Linked DNA regions of Homo sapiens: region 1 is linked to region 2. Evidence: read pairs that join two places in POLR2A ChIA-PET (ENCODE). Cell type or tissue: Panc1. All regions are shown on one strand. Links, peaks and the distances in the headings refer to the core of each region. The heading gives the core; the rest is flanking DNA. Region 1 holds the start of LOC124903331 (a long non-coding RNA gene). Region 2 overlaps ZFYVE26 (zinc finger FYVE-type containing 26).

What was found. ChIA-PET counts read pairs that join two places held together with the same protein. Peaks named below come from ENCODE experiments on the same cell type or tissue, not always from the same donor. Only the 100,000 strongest peaks of a DNase experiment are listed, where the experiment ranks them.
Region 1: POLR2A ChIA-PET joins it to region 2 with 18 read pairs; 2 of 35 experiments call an interaction of 5 or more read pairs at or near these places.

The regions. Positions count from the first base shown.
Region 1 is chr14:67,637,098-67,647,007 of GRCh38, forward strand. It overlaps ARG2 (arginase 2), which reads left to right. Exons shown (of 8, transcript NM_001172.4): 3 at 5,089-5,266; 4 at 8,546-8,705; 5 at 9,547-9,641; 6 at 9,824-9,910. It overlaps LOC124903331 (a long non-coding RNA gene), which reads right to left and starts at 2,616. Exons shown (of 2, transcript XR_007064218.1): 1 at 1,496-2,616. It also overlaps a transcript of GPHN not described here. In Panc1, for the core only: no CTCF peak of the experiment used is centred there; no DNase peak of the experiment used is centred there.
Region 2 is chr14:67,788,944-67,796,943 of GRCh38, forward strand. ZFYVE26 (zinc finger FYVE-type containing 26) reads right to left here. Exons shown (of 42, transcript NM_015346.4): 13 at 5,228-5,296; 14 at 4,665-4,816; 15 at 1,629-1,830; 16 at 392-655. Among named protein-coding and RNA genes, the nearest start is that of ZFYVE26, 24 kb to the right of the region's middle. In Panc1, for the core only: no CTCF peak of the experiment used is centred there; no DNase peak of the experiment used is centred there.

The sequences.
Region 1 (9,910 bases), core at 16-8,015, 150 kb before region 2:
CACAGCACTCTGATAAAGAAATAGCTTTAAGGCTGGGCATGGTGGCTCACACCTGTAATCCTAGCGCTTTGGGAGGCTGAAGTGGGAGGATCACTTGAGGTCAGGAGTTCGAGACCAGCCTGACCAACATGGCGAAACCTCGTCTCTACTAAAACTACAAAAATTAGCTGGGCATGGTGGTGCATGCCTGTAATCCCAGCTACTTGGGGAGGCTGAGGCAGCAGAGCCCCTTGAACCAGGGAGGTGGAGGTTGCAGTGAGCCGAGATCATGCCATTGCACTCCAGCCTGAGCGACAGAGCAAGACTCTGTCTCAAAAAAAAAAAAAAAAAAAAAAAGAACTTTAATATTACTCAGTTCATCCTGCTGTTACAAAAAGTTAACTTCCCATCAGCCTCCTCACTCCTCTTAAAAAAAAACTGTAGCAGATGGGTTACAATTCATGTTTTCTACAACAACATACTAGAACCAGGGTTCAGATAATCCTAGAACTAGGGTTCTGTTCTACCAGTCCTTTGGGTATTGGTAGTACCCAATACTATTGGCACAGTGGGCATTAGAGGAGAAAGCTCTTAAGAGGTGACATCAGGCTGGCATCATGTATTTGTTGATTCAGTTATGTAATTAACTAGAATAGTTTAACATAAATTTGTAATCCTAGAGCAACTTTCATATTTTGTTCTTAAAGGTTATGGCAGTAGAATAAAAAAGTACTCACGGTGGCATACATTGCTAGCTGTCCACCAAAATCCATTCGCATTCTGTTCTGGACATAAGCTAGACCTGCATTTGCTGGCCAGTGCCAAAAGTGAGCAGGAGTAATGTGCCACTTTCAGGCCAGAGTCTTGAAAAGAGGAGGTGTGCTTTCTCAATGCTTTCTTCCTCTCCCGCTGCCTTGAACCTGGGGAGACCTAGACTTAGCCACACAGATGGCAAAGTCCTAGGCATGAGAGCCACAAGCCAGGTCTCTGAATTACTGCATAAAGGAAAGCCTCCTGCTGACCTGGAATATCTACCCTGGATGCTAAACAAACAAGAAATAAACTTGTTTGAGCCATATTTTGGGCTCAAACATATTTTGCTATGACAGTTAATTTACTCTAATAACCTTACTTAAAATAATATTATGTATTATGCCTATAACTAGCCCAGGCATGGTGGCTCACATCTGTAATCCTAGCACTTTAGAAGGCCATGATGGGAGCATTACTTGAGCCCAGGAGTTGGAGACCAGCCTGGAAAACACAGTGAGACCCTGTCTCTACAAATAATCCAAAAAAAAAAGAAAAAAAATGATTAAAGTCTGAAAGGATACAGTAGTAAAACCCGGGCAGTAGGTTTGGGACCTCTGATATACACGTTATCCAATTTTACAGAGAATTTCAAAACAAAACAGTGCAAGTACAAACTATTTGTCATAGGAGTTCTTCTTTGACGCCCCTGATCCTCAGTGAACTTCCCCTGACTCCTTTAGGACTCATTGTCCCAAGTCCTTACCTGGCACTGAAACTGTGCAAATTATAGAGTTGAGTTCGTTCTTCCTGAATATTCTAGGGGGAAAAAAGAAAAAACAGAGTTGGGAGCAGGAAGGTAGGCCACTCAGGCAGGGCCTCTCAAGGTATAAATCCCTTTAGAGGAGGCTGGCCCTTAGCTTTGTGGATGCAGAAACACAAGGTTGCTGAGTGCATAGCTCATCAGGCTTTCAGACCCAGACTCATGCTAACCATGCTGGATCAACCAAAATGCCCGTGCATAATTATGTTAAGCAGTAGTCCTTCCAGTGTCCACTGTCTAGAAGCTTTTGCCCATATTAAGGCATGTGGGAAACCAACTGAATAGCCAGAATGCTGTTTGGTGAGATGGCATCGGAGTAAATGGAGTTGGACAATGTGGACAGAATCCACTACCCAGGTTGGGAATTAATCTGATGAACCCCCGACAGAAGTTAGTAACCCTTCTAGCACCTGTAATGAGAGCAGAGTGGTGGCCTGAATTAGCGACTGAAATCCTTCTATGAAATTCAGTCTCTCTTCCTGGGAACGTTACTGTAAGATTGCCAAATTCTCTTTAGGTTCCTTTTTAGGCTTTGTGCAGCTTTTTTCTAATACAAGTGAGTACTGTTTTCTGTCACGTTTATCTGAGTCTACATCCTGGTTTGCATGATTGGACTTGGGTAGTCCCAAAGTTCTGTGACTTATCCACTGGATTGAGCACTTTAATTTCCCTGTATTTCTTCTTGGTCCTATGAGGATTGAATGAAAGTGCTTGGCAAATAGTTCTGAAACGTTAGTTAATATTATTTAACTCCAGTTTGGGGCCTTTTATATGACTATTCCTTAGAGTGCAATTACCAAAATATAAATTTATAAAGATTATAAATCTTTTATAATTGTACACCTAATATTATAAAACACCAGGCATACCCTGGTGTCTTACATCTAGTAAGAACCTAATGGTTGATGTGATTTAAGGAGAGTGCTGAGATAAACATGGAGGTGAAAGTAGAAACATCCAGGAATTGTCCATTCAAGATCTGTACAGTACACTGGGTGCAGTGGCTCATGCCTGTAATCCCAGCACTTTGGGAGGCCGAGGCAGGTGGATCACTTGCGGTCAGGAGTTCGAGACCAGCCTAGCCAACATGGCGAAACCCTGTCTCTACTAAAAATACAAAAACAAATTCACCAGACGTGGTGGCGCACACCTGTAATCCCAGCTACTTGGGAGGCTGAGGTAGGAGAATTGCTTGAATCCAGGAAGTGGAGGTTGCAGTGAGCCGAGATTGTGCCACTGCACTCCAGCCTGCATGATAGCGCAAGACCCTGTCTCAAAAAAAAAAAAAAAAAAAAAAAAAGTCTGTGCAGTCCAGGATTGTGTTGTCAACAGACAGAGGAAAGACTTGATATTGACTTGAAGGTTAATTAAAGCTTTCATTCTCTTAAGTCTAAAGTATCCTCTCCATATTTTGAGATTTGGTGAAGTCCATAATGACTTTACTCAAACCTTTTTGTCTTTTTTTAAAAAAATAAAAGATTTTTATAGATGTTTTATTTGGTTCACATTTTTATCTTGGTTCACAATGTCTTTGGCCTGTTGTCATATTTTTCTCCTCCTACCCCTGCTCTGCTACCTTTTTATCTGGTTGTCTGGATCTTCTCCAGGTTGGGGCCTTTTATATGACTATTTCTTAAAGTGTAATGACCAAAAGATAAATACAGAATTCTTGCTGTAGGTGTATCTCACCTTTAAGAATAGGTCTGGGTGACACAAGGGCTGGGGAGGAAAAAAAGAATAGGACAAAGTTTTCTGTCTTGTTTCCAATATCTCTTGCGGTGGCAATTCCTTGGTTGGCCTCATGGCTTTTTGTTATGGTCACTGCTCCTCAAATTTTTATATTTCTTCAGAATTTTGGCTTTGGATTGAGTTTGGGTTCAAGAGGTAGAGCTCAAAATTATAATTTAAATTCATGATGAGTCCATGCTGCTCTTAATCCGAACCTTTAACACAAATCTCTGCAAATATTAAGATACGCCACGTCTTATCTTGTTACTGCCCCTTTCCCACCAATACCAGGACCCTAAGAATATAATCTATGTCAATGTTCTGTTCTCTGATAGTTCAGATCCCTTTTTGATACAGTCAGATTATTTAGTCCTCATCCTAAATGTAGCATCCAACTTAGGTGGGGAAATATTCAAAGCTGTGAGAATATAGCACTAGTTCTTAAAGTGTTGGACTCATGAGGAATTCCTTAGGAGACAAACTGCATAGTAAAGGATAGAGGTTGAGCGTCCCTAATCCAGAAATCCAAAATCGGAAATGTTCCAAAATCTGAAACTTTTTGAGCACCAATATGACATTACAAGTTACCCTGAACACACTGTATTAATGGTATGTCATATTTTCTGCTTTTAAGTACTTATGTGTGAAAAAGTAAGAAAATAACTGCCTATCAGTAGCATATAAATTCAGAGTCAGGAAGATGGTGATGCCAAACAATCATATTGTCCACATGGGTGGCTGTGATAGTGACACCTTTGTTTTCTGATGGTTTAATGCACACAAACTTTGTTTCATGCACAAGATGATTTAAAATATTATATAAAATTACCTTCAGGCTATGTGTATAAAGTGTGTATGAAACACAAGTTTTGTGTTTAGACTTGAGTTCCATCCCTAAGATATCTCAATATATATATAATGCAAATATTCCAAAATCTGAAAAAAATAAAAAATCTAAAACACTTCTGGTCCCAAGCCTTTGGATAATGGGTACTCAACCTGTACAAACTTTGGAGCCAGATGGCCTAGATTTGGATCCTGATTCTGGCACTTAATAGCTGTGTAACTTGGGCGGTTACTTCTCTTTGCTTCAGTTTCCTCATCCACCAAATAGGCACATTTTAGTTGCCTCACACAACTGTTTTGAGTCTTAAATAAGAATTTATGTTAAGCAGCTAGAACAATGCCTGGGATCTTGTAAATAATCAATAAATATTAGATATTTCTTTTAGGATGTTTCAGATTGGCTATTTATAAAAGTTTATAATATGTGAATTTCTTGGCCAGGCAGGTGGCTCATGCCCATAATCCCAGCACTTTGGGAGGATGAGGCGGGAGGATCAGTTGAGGTCAGAAGTTTGAGACCAGCTGGGGCAACATAGCAAGACCCCATTTCTACAAAAAGAAAGTTTAAAAAAATGAGACTCTCTTTGTGTATTTTTTTGCTAAATTAATAGTACTTAATTTCCTTTAAAATTGTTGGTTCTTAATTTTCTTTAAGATTGTTGGTTCTTTTTGATATTTTATTTCTACTCTATCACTCCAGGATATCTGAGGTCTAATGGTTAACCATTTTTTTATTGTTGGGTTAAGTCAATCGATATCTCTTAGTTTCAGTTTCCAACATCTGCAAAACTGTTCATAATAGGATCGAGATAATCTTCCCACAATCATTTGACATTTTAAATTTTACTGTGACAAAATGATTATGATGTGTACTTTGTCACGTATTATCATTGTGGCCCAGGCTAGTTAAGAGTTGGAGATAGCACAGAAAATTCATCTTGTCATCCCTCATTTGCTTCCAGGCTGCCACCTAAAAGACTTTGGAGATTTGAGTTTTACTCCAGTCCCCAAAGATGATCTCTACAACAACCTGATAGTGAATCCACGCTCAGTGGGTCTTGCCAACCAGGAACTGGCTGAGGTGGTTAGCAGAGCTGTGTCAGATGGCTACAGCTGTGTCACACTGGGAGGAGACCACAGGTAAGCTGGGAGCCAGGCGTGGTGAGGGGATGGATTACATGGTGCTTGGGGCTCATAACTTAGCTTCTTTATCTGTTTCTTCATCTGGAGAAAAATACCCTACAGAATTTTTAGGGTAGATATTAAAATGAACAGCAAGCATTTAAATGTCTAAGATCCTGAGCTGCTCAAGGGGCACTGTGGTTTTCTTTGTATGACACATTGCACAGTAAGAATATGTACATTCAGACACAGCAAGTTCAGAGGTATACTAGGCAAGGTTCCTAGGCACTGTGTTAACATGCTTGTCTCCTGGAAAGCTTTCTTGAGACTTATCTTATGACTTTGGAGAATTAGAAAGATCCATTGATAGGCTGAATGTGCAAGTTTTTGTTAGCATTTCTGCTAATAGACCTGTTAGAAATCCCCTTTGGCATGTTACTACATTTTCTTTTTTTTTTTTTTTTTTTTTTTTTTTGAGATAGGGTCTGGCTCTGTTGCCCAGGCTGGAGTACAGTGGCATGATCTCAGCTCACTGCAACCTCTGCCTCCTAGGCTCAAGCCATCTTCCTACCTCAGCCTCCCAAGTAGCTGGGACTACAGGTGCATGCCACCATGCCTGGCTCATTTTTGTATTTCTTGTAGAGACAGGGTTTGGCCATGTTGCCCAGACTGGTCTCGAACTCCTGAGCTCAAGCGATCCTTCTGCCAAGGCCTCCCAAAGTGCTGGGATTACAGGCATGAGCCACTGTGCCCAGCTGTGGATACATTTTCTGCCTCCACAATATGGACCCTAGTGACTCATGCAATCAGTCCTTTGATCCTGTCTCCTCCTGAATCAGCATGTACTTTATTGAGCACTGTTCTGATATTTTCTCAGCAGTGCTAGAGATTGCAGGAAATTTGTGATATATTAAGGCCTAGATGAAATAAATATACATGGAATAAACAAAAATATTGAATTCTACAGAATTTCAAAGGAGGAAGAGATCAGTCTGGACTAAAATAGATTTCACAAGGGAATGTGATTTGAAATAAGCAATGAAGGTCTTCAGTAGGAAGAAGGCACTGAAGTACTAGGAGTATTGAGCACTCCATACATATTCTCAGTTAATTCTGCTAACAATGCTAGGTGGTAGATATGGTTTTATCATTTACTGCTGGAAGCATGTAGGGACAGATATATAAGAACTTATCCAAGGTGGGCACAGTGGTGCATGCCTGCAGGCCCAGCTACTCAGGAGGCCAAGGTGGGAGGATTGCTTGAGCCCAGGAGTTTGAGGCCAGTCTGGGCAACACAGTGAGATCAGGTCTCTTAAAAATAAATAAATAAGAAAGAAAATATAACTTATCCAAGGACTAGAACCAGGAAATAGAGCTGGGATTCAAATCCAGTGTGACTCTTCTGGTGATTATTTTCCCTGAGGTGCTGAGAAAGCTTTTCAGATCACTGAACAGAAATGAAATCTTTGTTACATCTGGAGAAGCAGGTAGATTCCTCCTTGGGAGTAAAAAAAAAAAAAAAAAAAAAAAAAAAAAAGACTCAGGTTGAAGAAAACGGTCACACCCAGGTTCCCTACTGAGATGACTAGGCCATTCAATTAAATCAACCAGAGGGCAAGTCTCCTGCCTCCTTTCTCAGTGTAGTCTCTGGAAATTTATTAAGTCTGTCTGCTGTTCTGAGTTCTGGTCAAGTCTCACTGTTTGGGGACCACTGATCAATGTGATTACCACAGATCTTGTTTTCTTTTCCTGTGGCTATCTATATTGCAGCCATGTTACTGCTTACCAGCTCAATGTTAAAGCTTAGGCAATCTGAAATTCTAGAGAGGAAGAGATAAGTGCATAACTTGAATAGCTGTTGAACATTTTCAAGAAGAGCCATTTTTAGGTCACTGCTCCTTTTATGTAGTTTAACATATATTACTACTTTAATCATCAAAGCAACTCTGATTTACACAGGCCAAGTATTATTATTATCCCTATCTCACAGAAAAGGAAACTGAAATCTAAAGAAATTAGATGGTTTGTCTTCAGTCACACAGCTCTTCCAGGACTAAAACTCTAGTATTCTGACTTAATCCACTGCCTTTTCACTAGACCATGCTATTCCTCAAAAGACCCAACCAGTGTGGGACATGGCACCTAGAATAGCTGTCTCATGCTATATTGACCAAGAAGGATGGTTGCAGTCCTAAGATGCTTAAGCTGCATTTCCCATCTATGTCAAATTCCTTGGTTACTGGGAAGCTTTCCAACATTTATTTCATCAGGTGTATTCTTAGAATTGAGACAGAACAGTTGGCTAATGTAAGCAGAGCCCAAGGACAAGGAAAGGCAAAAACAGAAATACACTTTAAGATCTTATATTTGAGGCTGGGCATAGTGGCTCACGCCTGTAATCCTAGCACTTTGGGAGGCTGAGCCAGGTGGATCACTTGAGGTCGAGTTCAAGACCAGCCTGGCCAACATGTTGAAACCCCATCTTTACTAAAAATACAAAAAATTAGCCAGGCATGGTGGCATGTGCCTGTAATCCCAATTACTCGGGAGGCTGAGGCAGGAAAATAGCTTGAACCCAGGAGGCGGACGTTGTAGTGAGCTGAGATTGCGCCACTGCACTCCAGCCTGGGAAACAGAGCGAGACTCCGTCTTAAAAAAAAAAAAAAAAAATTGAATGCCATGCTAATATATATAAGGTAACATGCAATACATCTTTTTACTCAGTGGTCTAAATTAGGTCTTTAATGGTTTACCCTGTTAATGTCTCCAAGAGCTTTTCTTACAGATTTTGGTGAGTCGTTACCTATAGACTGTACCATTTACCTAGATTTCTTTTTTTTTTTTCATTTTTGGAGACAGGGTGTGACTATTTTGCCCAGGCTGGTCTTGAACCCCTGGGCTCATGTGATCCTCTCACCTCAGTCCTCTGAGTAGCCAGGATTACAGGTGTACACCATCTTGTCTGGCTTAACTTGATTTCATTCATTGAACAAATATTTGAGGTTCTTTTCTGAGCAGGGCTAATGGATAAAATTATACGGATTTGGGGACAGGACAGCAGTGACATCTGTCACACTGCAGGGTAGCAAGTCACCAGCTTCGAATCTCTAGGGCTTTATCACTCAAGATTAATTTTTGAGAACTACAACTACAGGTCTTGCCTCACCCAAACCCAGTCTCCATCTAGGCCCTGGCTTTGCACTGTGGAGAGAGTATAAGTTGTTTTGGCTGAGGACGTTTGTTATCGGTCATGTTTGCCAAGCAGAGGGCCTTCAAGATTATACTTGTTCTTTGCAGCCTGGCAATCGGTACCATTAGTGGCCATGCCCGACACTGCCCAGACCTTTGTGTTGTCTGGGTTGATGCCCATGCTGACATCAACACACCCCTTACCACTTCATCAGGAAATCTCCATGGACAGCCAGTTTCATTTCTCCTCAGAGAACTACAGGATAAGGTCAGTGGGCCAAAACGAAAAGAAAGGTGAATGGCTTGCAGGGTTTTGCTGGAGTTGGTCTAGTTCAGTTAAGATTTTGGTGAAGGGTGGGTTGAGTGTGGATTACCACTCCTTCATTTGTTCATCACTATTATGGACCAGGCAGTCTGCCAGATGCTAGGGGTATAAAGACTAGACATAGTCTCTGTTCTTTGTAAGAAAGCAAGGAGGGGGTAGTAACAATAGCGACTGATATACCCACAGCCTGAGGACTTCTTGGTTAGAGGCTCCCAGGCCATACTCTCAGACACACTGATCTAGAAGACAAATAAAACCATGACCTCTGGGTAATATTTTCCTGAGCAGTTCAGAATATATGGGAGTCCATGTTAGGCACAGACTAGAATCTGTATATCCCTCCCCTCAGTGAGGGACCAAGTCAAACCAGGACACTACAAAGATTATTCATTGGGCGGAAGTCCTGTGTCGGCTGTTGGCAACTTGAGATGGCAACCAGGTTATGCTTCAAGAACCAATCTGTAAACAAGTCAGTAATGTGCAATGGGATAGAAAAGGGCTAATCAGCAGTATTCCTGCTACTAGGTAAGTTAATGAGAAACCAAGACAACCTTAGAGATTTTATTCGTCTTGAGAAAGCAATACTGTGTTCCTCAGCTGCCCTTCTGAAACATTTCCACCTTGTGTCACTTCTCCTTCCCAGATCAAGTGTGTCCTGTGTTGCTCTAAACTTACCCTGTGGGTGGCAGAAGAAAGCAGATTGCATACCCACGGACGCACATGATAATGATCTTGGTGAGAACAAGAATTCTTGATTAATCCTGTCCATTTCTCCCTTTCATAGGTACCACAACTCCCAGGATTTTCCTGGATCAAACCTTGTATCTCTTCTGCAAGTATTGTGTATATTGGTCTGAGAGACGTGGACCCTCCTGAACAGTAAGTTGATGCATTTGGCTGAAGTTTAGGGCCTGTCCTAGCCAATTATGTTCTATTTGAAAGGCTGATGCTTAACTTGGTCTATTGCAGGTCACTACAACAAACCCACCCTCTCCCCCAAATACATATTTGTTAAAAATGCTCTTTAAACTAAGGACTCCTCCCTTTATATCTCATCACAGTTTTATTTTAAAGAACTATGATATCCAGTATTTTTCCATGAGAGATATTGATCGACTTGGTATCCAGAAGGTCATGGAACGAACATT
Region 2 (8,000 bases), core at 1-8,000:
GGTATGATCATCCCTCCAACTGTGACTCATTAAGTTTTCCCTTACACCTGGCTTACAAATTCAAGATGGTCTCAGGTTTTAGGTTAAGTGAAGTTCACCAAGGAGAAAGGCATGGAGTCTTAAGGCTCGAATTCCATTGATACCATTTTAAAATGTATATTTCTTCTTTGAATTCACCTATAATTCAATAAAGAATTTCCCCAAATTGCTATGTCTATTTTGTCTCTCAACAGACTGTATTTATGCCATCAGATTGTATGTGACAAAATTTCATAATCCATTCACCATCTGCCTCCTCCAATAACTGCTTTCTTCCTGGACAATTTATCAAGACTCTCAGAAACCCATCTCATTTGAGAATGAAGGGATACAGCTAACACAGCACACTCACCCCGCCTTTCAAGGCTACTATTCAAACGCCGTTCGGCTGTCTCCAAAAGCTGCTTGCAGGTTTTCCAGAGCTGGCACTGAGAGCAAGCTAGGTCAAATGCAGCCATGGCAGGGGGACTGAGGTCTTCCAGAACCTCTCTCAGGGGAGCAGTGGGCTCCACTAGAGCCGTGCTTATCCAAAAGTCCTCCTGGAGCATGGGGATGGGGTCTCCAGAGGTGTTGAGCAGCTTGTCAGTCACGTCAGAGATAGAGTAAAACACCATTCCTGGCCGCCCAGCAGAGGAATAAAAAGCAAAGGGTTAAAAGGATTCTTACTACAACTTTTATTAGGTAAAGTAGTTACTTTCAAAATGTTTGAGGTTCATCTGCACAGGGTATCTTTCATGTATATTAGCACTATCATTATGGCCCACTCTTATAGCTTCAAAACAGTGGCATGAAAGGAAGACCAAGAGACTCAGAGTGGTCCAGATGAGGGAGGGCTTTTTCCAAACGGAATCTCAAAGTAGGTTCAGAAAGAATGACGTAGATCTGTGTGTGCTAATCAGAAAAGATCTCTAGAACGCATCACTAAAAAGCAAGGTAGACTATAGTATTGTCCTAAGAACCTATTTATATTAAAAACAGAAAGGATGTGTGTATGTTCTTGTGAATAGGCATAGAAAATTTCTGGGATAATATATAGGAAGCAATATGTGATGGTACCATGGTATGTAGGGCCTAGGCCAGTAAGAGTTGTGAAAATGTGGAACAAGATTCCAACTTCAAGAAGTAATGAAAGGATGGGCTCTTTTGCAGTGCATCCAAGGTTGGGAAACTGAGACCTGTGAATTCTAGGCCTTAAATTTTAATACCCAACTGCACTTTATAGAACAGTAAAACAATATGCTTTATCCCTGAGTAATTACATGGGAAGGAAATAAACTCCTAACCATTTCCTGAAGCCAGAGACAGTGGCCATCAAAACACAGGTTAAAAACAGCATTCACAGGCTTCATTTAAATCACACAGGATAAGCTTTATGCAGTAGGTTGAGTGGTGGTATCTGAACAGCCTGGGCAAGGAGGATGGGCACAGCTGGAAAACTGGACGTATCAGGTTTGCTGTTTTTCAAGGCAGGTGTCCTGTATTTAATTTCTGCTCACCCTCATGAGGAGCCTAGGATTTTAGTGGTTTCTCCCCTTTTACCCCCTCTCCCAGCCACCTCACCACTTATGGTGTTAGCAGGGAAGCCTGACCTGCTGCTGCAGCGCTGCCAATGGCCTGTAGAGTTGAGCGGCCACTGCCAGTTCTCCGAATGGTGCTGCTACCCGCATCTGAGTTCTGGTTTTCAATCTTGTGCTCTACTTGGGCCAGTTCTTGGATCACTTCCTGGTAGCGCTCCATGAACATCAGTTCCCCTGAACTGGGTGAGGACTTCAGGTTGAACGTGAACAGCACCTGTCATAGGAGAGGGAGTGTGTGGGCCCTGGTGGTCCCACTGATTTAGGGAATGTCCATGGATAGGAGATCTTGCCAACCATTAGACTGTGGCCCTAAGATGTCTTTGTGCTTTGTAGGGTCAGAAGAGCACTGAATGTTAGAAGAGCAGGTCAACTATAAAAAATAATTCATAAAAGTAAGAAAACCACCAAAGCCTCAGTAGAAAATAGGCAAAAGATGTGGACAATTTCAGAGGAAATATATATGACTAATATATAAATGAGAAAATATTTTTTCCCTTGTCAGTAATCTAGGAATTTAAGTAACAATAACATTTTGCATCTATCACAATAACAAAGCACAAAAATAAATCCTCAGGAGATGGTGTAACATTAAGTGTCACAACTTTTTTGAAAAGCAATTTGGCAATCCATAAAGCTTTAAAAATGTTTACATCTTTTGACTCAGTAGTTTTTATGAGGAACTTTCTTAAAAAAATAATTCAAAAGGCTTAATGCCTAAACGTAATCACCTTGGCACTATATATTACAACTATTACAAGGTTAAAAATAATCTAAATCTTGAGCAACAGGAAAATGGTTAAATGCAGCTACTTGATCAGACTATTGTAAGGTCACTAAAATCAAGGTTAAAAGACAAATGCTAATATTAAAATGTAAAAATGCATGATATAAAGTTTTAGATTTGAAATAATCTCAGCTATATAAAAGTCATACATATTTTGGAGAAATATTGGCCAAAAAAATAAATTTTTAATATTGGTTGTTCCATACTATAGGGTTAAAAGTAATTTTATTTTCTTGTTAATACTTTCTGATATTGTCGTATATGTACAACTTATTCTGTCTGTATCCAGGTCAAAAAATAAAAGTTTTTATTGAAAAAAAAAAAAAAGACCACGGCTCAAGAAAAGGAGGAGAAGTGGAGGACATTTAGGGGTAAAATATCATGGGACTCCTAGCTAAATTCCTCTGGATTTGAGTATTAGAAAGGCTGGGGAGGGGCTGGCGTGGTGGCTCGTGCCTGTAATCCCAGCACTTCAGGAGGCCAAGGAGGGTGGATCATTTGAGGTCAGGAGTTCAAAACCAGCCTGGCCAACATGGTGAAACCCCGTCTCTATTAAAAATATAAAAATTAGCCAGGAGTGGTGGTGTGCACCTGTAGTCCCAGCTACTCAGGAGGCTGAGGCAGGAGAATCGCTTGATCCCAGGAGGCAAAGACTGCAGTGAGCCGAGATCGAGCCACTGCACTCCAGCCTGGGTGAGAAAGTGAGACTCTGCTTCAAAAAAAAAAAAAAAGAAAAAGAAAGGCTGGGGCTGGGGAGGGTCCTATCCTCCTCCAAGGATCATAATTATAATTATCATTAAAGTATAAGATCTAAAATGATCAGAGAAGGTTAAGTAAAAATTGTCCTGTTACCTAGAGTTCCCTAGATTTATTCCTCAAAAACTGAACTCACATGAAAGAACAATTCTGACCTACATGTTACGTAGATAAACTACCAAATACTTTACTACCAGTAAAAGTATCATTAATATGCCAAGAGGGTTTTAAAAATTAGAAGAGTACTATTTTATGTTATTAAGTTTAATAACTTGTTATTAAGTTTAATCAATAGTAGAGGATTTTTATATTTCTCACGGCTAGAACATAATCCTCTTAACATTCCTATGAGGTAGAAAAACCAGGTATTACATTTAACTCCAATTTTCAAATGAGGAAACCAAAGCTCAGAGAGGTTCAGTCTTTCTGATTACCATTCCAGTGCTATTTTCTCTCTACAATACAAATATTCTAGTCTGCTAGCTCTCCATACTTCTTGTATATTGAACTGGCATTCTATTTATAATTGAGACTGGGCGCAATGGCTCATGCCTGTAATCCCAGCATTTTGGGATGCCGAGGCGGGTGGATCTCCTGAGGTCAGGAGTTTGAGACCAGCCTGACAAACATCGCAAAACCTCATCTCTACTAAAAATACAAAAATTAGCCAGATATGGTGGTGCATGCCTGTAATCCTAACTACTCGGGAGGCTGAGGCAGGAGAATCGGTTGAACATGGGAGGTGGAGGTTGCAGTGAGCTGGGATCGCGCCACTGCACTCCAGCAGCCTGGGTGACAAAAGCAAATCTGTCTCAAAAAAAAAAAAAAAAAAAAAGAAAAGGAAATTGTATTATAATTTTTAACTAGATAAAAACATGGGCTGGGTGTGGTGGCTCATGCCTGTAATCCCAGCATTTTGGGAGGCTGAGGCAGGTAGATCACTTGAGGTCAGGAGTTCGAGACCAGCCTGGCCAACATGGCAAAACCCTGTCTCTACTAAAAATACAAAAATTAGCCTGGTGTGGTGGGCACCTGTAATCCCAGCTGCTTGGGAGGCTTAGGCAGGAGAATCGTTTGAACCTGGGAGGTGGAGGGTGCAGTGAGCAGAAATCGTGCCACAGCACTCCAGCCTGGGCAACAGAGCAAGACTCTGTCTCAAACAAACAAACAAACAAACAAGCAAACAAACAAAAACCCATGTATATGTTCAGAGAAGGAGTCAAGGAGAGAAACAAAAGTTTCCATGCTTTTAAGTGGTGGGAGTGTGGCTGAATATTTTCTTTCACCTTTTAAAAACACTGCTTATGTTAAGAACCACAAACAATTCACTATCTTTCAATCCACCCTGCTGAAGACTGGGCCTGGGCACATGGAAACCCCCTCTTGCTTCTGCTTCTTCTGCTTGATGTGGACCCCTGAGTGCTCCCAGGTGGCTCTGGTTGTACATGCTCCGAGCCTTACCTGATGCTAAGTCATTCAGGGGCTGAAAAGGTATGGCCTCCCCTCACCTGATGGGCTTCTGCGAAGTTCCCGCGAAGGATGCAGGATGCCAGCAGTGACTCAGGTGGGGAGAACATCATGGGGATGAGTGAACTTTGAGGATGGGGGTGCAATCTACTGTGCAGCTCATTCCGGCCAGACATGGCACTCAGACTTCCCTCTGTTGGGACACAAGAATGTGTGGGGCCAGAGAAGCAAGAGGAATTAAGGAAATGCTATATTGCTGCCACCTCCCACCAAACTTTTATCTCCTCAATGTCCTTCTGTAAAAGGCCTGTAAATAGGTCTTAATTTTTCCTCAAATGAAGGGCAAACCTATGCTACCATCTTTGAATAGAAGATGCTAAGTGCCAACTACCTTCTTTGGGTATTTACCTCTATTTCTCTCTGTTGCTGGATAACTAAATTGAGAATGAAACAGTCCTTTCCCTTCTCCCAGCTAAAATCTGGCCATCTGCCAACCTTGAATAACAACCTTGACTGCTCAATCCTGGCTTTACACCATGGTGTATGGCAACTCTATATCAGGGCAAAGCTGCTCAAAGTTGGCAACTGGTGGAAATCTGCATACCTGACGTACTTGTGCTCAGCTCACTACTTGTACTTTCCAGGGATGGGTTTGAACCTCTGTCTCGGCCATCTACAGGTATTGGGAAGAAGAGAGAAAGTCAATTATCAGCTCCTTATAGAGTAGGAAGTGTGAAGTTGGCTTGACAGCCAAGATCTGTGTAGTTAGAGACAGAGGATAATGAATAACTATGACACCTGCTGCTCCTTCTACAGCAAAACACAAGCTCCTATAGACCAAAGGCAAAGGGTGGGCTGAATATGGCAACAGAGTTCACCTGGGTAATAGCCTATACCAGTGGTTCCCAACCTGTGGGTCTCAGAGCCCCAAGAACTTTCAAGTTATTTTTAGGGGTCAGTGATCAGCACCTGCTCAGTAAGCACTGGCAGTATTCTGAAAAAATAAAAGCACAACTGTTATGACCAGGGAGTGGTAGGGACACAGTATTTCCTGACATAGAAAAAGGTATCTTCATACTTGAAAAGGCAGACAACTGGCTGGGTGCAGTGGCTTACACCTGTAATCCCAGCACGTTGGGAGGCCGTTGTAGCAGGATAGCTTGAGGCCAGGAGTTTGAGACCAGCCTGGGCAACACTGCAAGACCCCGTCTACACAAAAAATTAAAAACAAATTAGTTGGGCAAGGTGGCATGCACCTGTAGTCCCAGCTACCCAGGAGGTTGCGGCAGGAAGGATTGTTTGAGCCCAGGAGTTCAAGGTTACAGTGAGCTATGATTGTGCCACTGCACTTCAGCCTGGGTGACAGAGCAAGACCCTATCTGTATTAAAAAAAATGTAGGGAACCAAAGTCTAAGACCTGGCTGGCCAAAGACCATGATATTCAAAGTCTCAGAGAAAAAGCTTCTCTCTTCTCAACACCAGGCTTCCTAACATGTTAGAGCTTTCTAACAGAGGCTCGCTATTCCTTAGCCTGGTCATTCGAGGGGCTGTCTCAGCCTCATGCAAGGGAGGCACCTCAGTTCACTGTTTGGAAGCCCTTTAGAAGGAACAGCCGTAGAAGAGATGATGGGTTGTGCATTCTTGTGCTGAATGGGTCAAGTGGATGCAAACTCTGCCTTCTGACCCAAAACAATTAATGTAGCAGCTTAAGGGACTTAGCAACGCAACCTTGAAGCTTTCTCTCACGGCATCCTCCGCCCCACCCAGTATGCTCACCTTTCATGTTGCCACTTAGCTAGAGCCTACTCATTCTCTGGAGCTTGGTTCAAGAGTCAACTCCTTCATGAAATCTGTTGCCCTGACATCTGCAGGTCATGCTGATATCCTCTTTTAAGACATTTCTTCTGTTTTCAGGCAGGGTCGCAGGTCACTTTAAACTTTCCATGTATACTATCTAAGCAGGTACATTACAAATTGTTCGAAGTCAAAAGCCTAGCTTGTGCCTCATTTACCTCCCTCAAGATACCTAGTATTGTTTAGCCCATGGGAAATCCTCATGAATTCCTTTTAATTTTTAAAAGATCAACACCAAAAGCCATAATGAAAACTTGATTCTCTAAAAATTTAATACTCCTGCATAATGCGCCTATATTAACTTCTCTAAGAAAAGCCTATAAGTGGAATCAAAAGGCAAAATAGAGAAAAAAATAATAGCACATGATGAGAAAATATTTTCTGTAATGTATAAAGAGCTTTCTAAAATTGAAGATAAAAGAGATTCCTAAGAGAAAAATGGACCTTAGACATTAGGCAGTTTACAGAAAAATATAAACAGTCAATAAATATGTGAAAAGATATTCAATCTCAAACTAAAAAAAATACTACTGAAGCAATGAAACATCACTATTAAATATATTGGTGAAGGTTTTAAAAAATCTAATACTATTGACTGATGAGAGTATGTGCAAACAGGCAATCACATACAGCTTGCAGAACTATAAATAATAGGAGGGAGAGAAGGATGGGGAGAGGGTGATTAATGAATATAAAATCAGAGCTGGATGGAGGGATCAGTTCTGCTGTTCTGTAGCACTGCAGGATGAATATGGTTAACTATAATCTATTATATATTCTCAAAAAGCTAGAAGAAAGGATTTTTTTTTTTTTTGAGATGGATTCTCACTCTGTCACCCAGGCTAGAGTCCAGTGGCACAATCTCAGCTCACCCCAACCTCTGCCTCCCAGGTTCAAGTGATTCTCGTGCCTCAGGCTCCCGAGCTGGGCACCCACCACTACACCGAGCTAACTTTCATATTTTTAGTAGAGACAGGGTTTTACTATGTTAGCCAGGCTGGTCTTGAACTCCTTACCTCAAGTGATCCATCTGCCTCAGCCTCCCAGAATGCTGGGATTACAGGTGTGAGCCACCGTGCCAGGCCGAAGAAAGGATTTTGAATGTTCACAACACAAAGAAATGACAAATGTTTGAGGTGATAGATATTACTCCAATTTGGTCATTACACATTTTATAAACATATTGAAATATCACTGTGTATCCCTTAAATATGTACAATTATTATATGCCAACTAAAAATAAAAGGGAGGCCGGGCCCGGTGACTCACGCCTGTAATTCCAGCACTTTGGGAAGCTGAGGCAGGCAGATCACTTCAGGTCAGGAGTTCAAGATCAGCCTGGCCAACATGGCAAAACCCCGTCTCTACTAAAAATACAAACATTAGCCGGGCATGGTAGCACGCACCTGTAATCCCAGCTACTCAGGAGGCTGAGGCACAAGAATTGCTTGAACCCAGGAGGCAGAGGTTGCATTGAGCTGAGATTGCACCACTGCACTCCAGCCTGGGCAACAGAGTGAGAC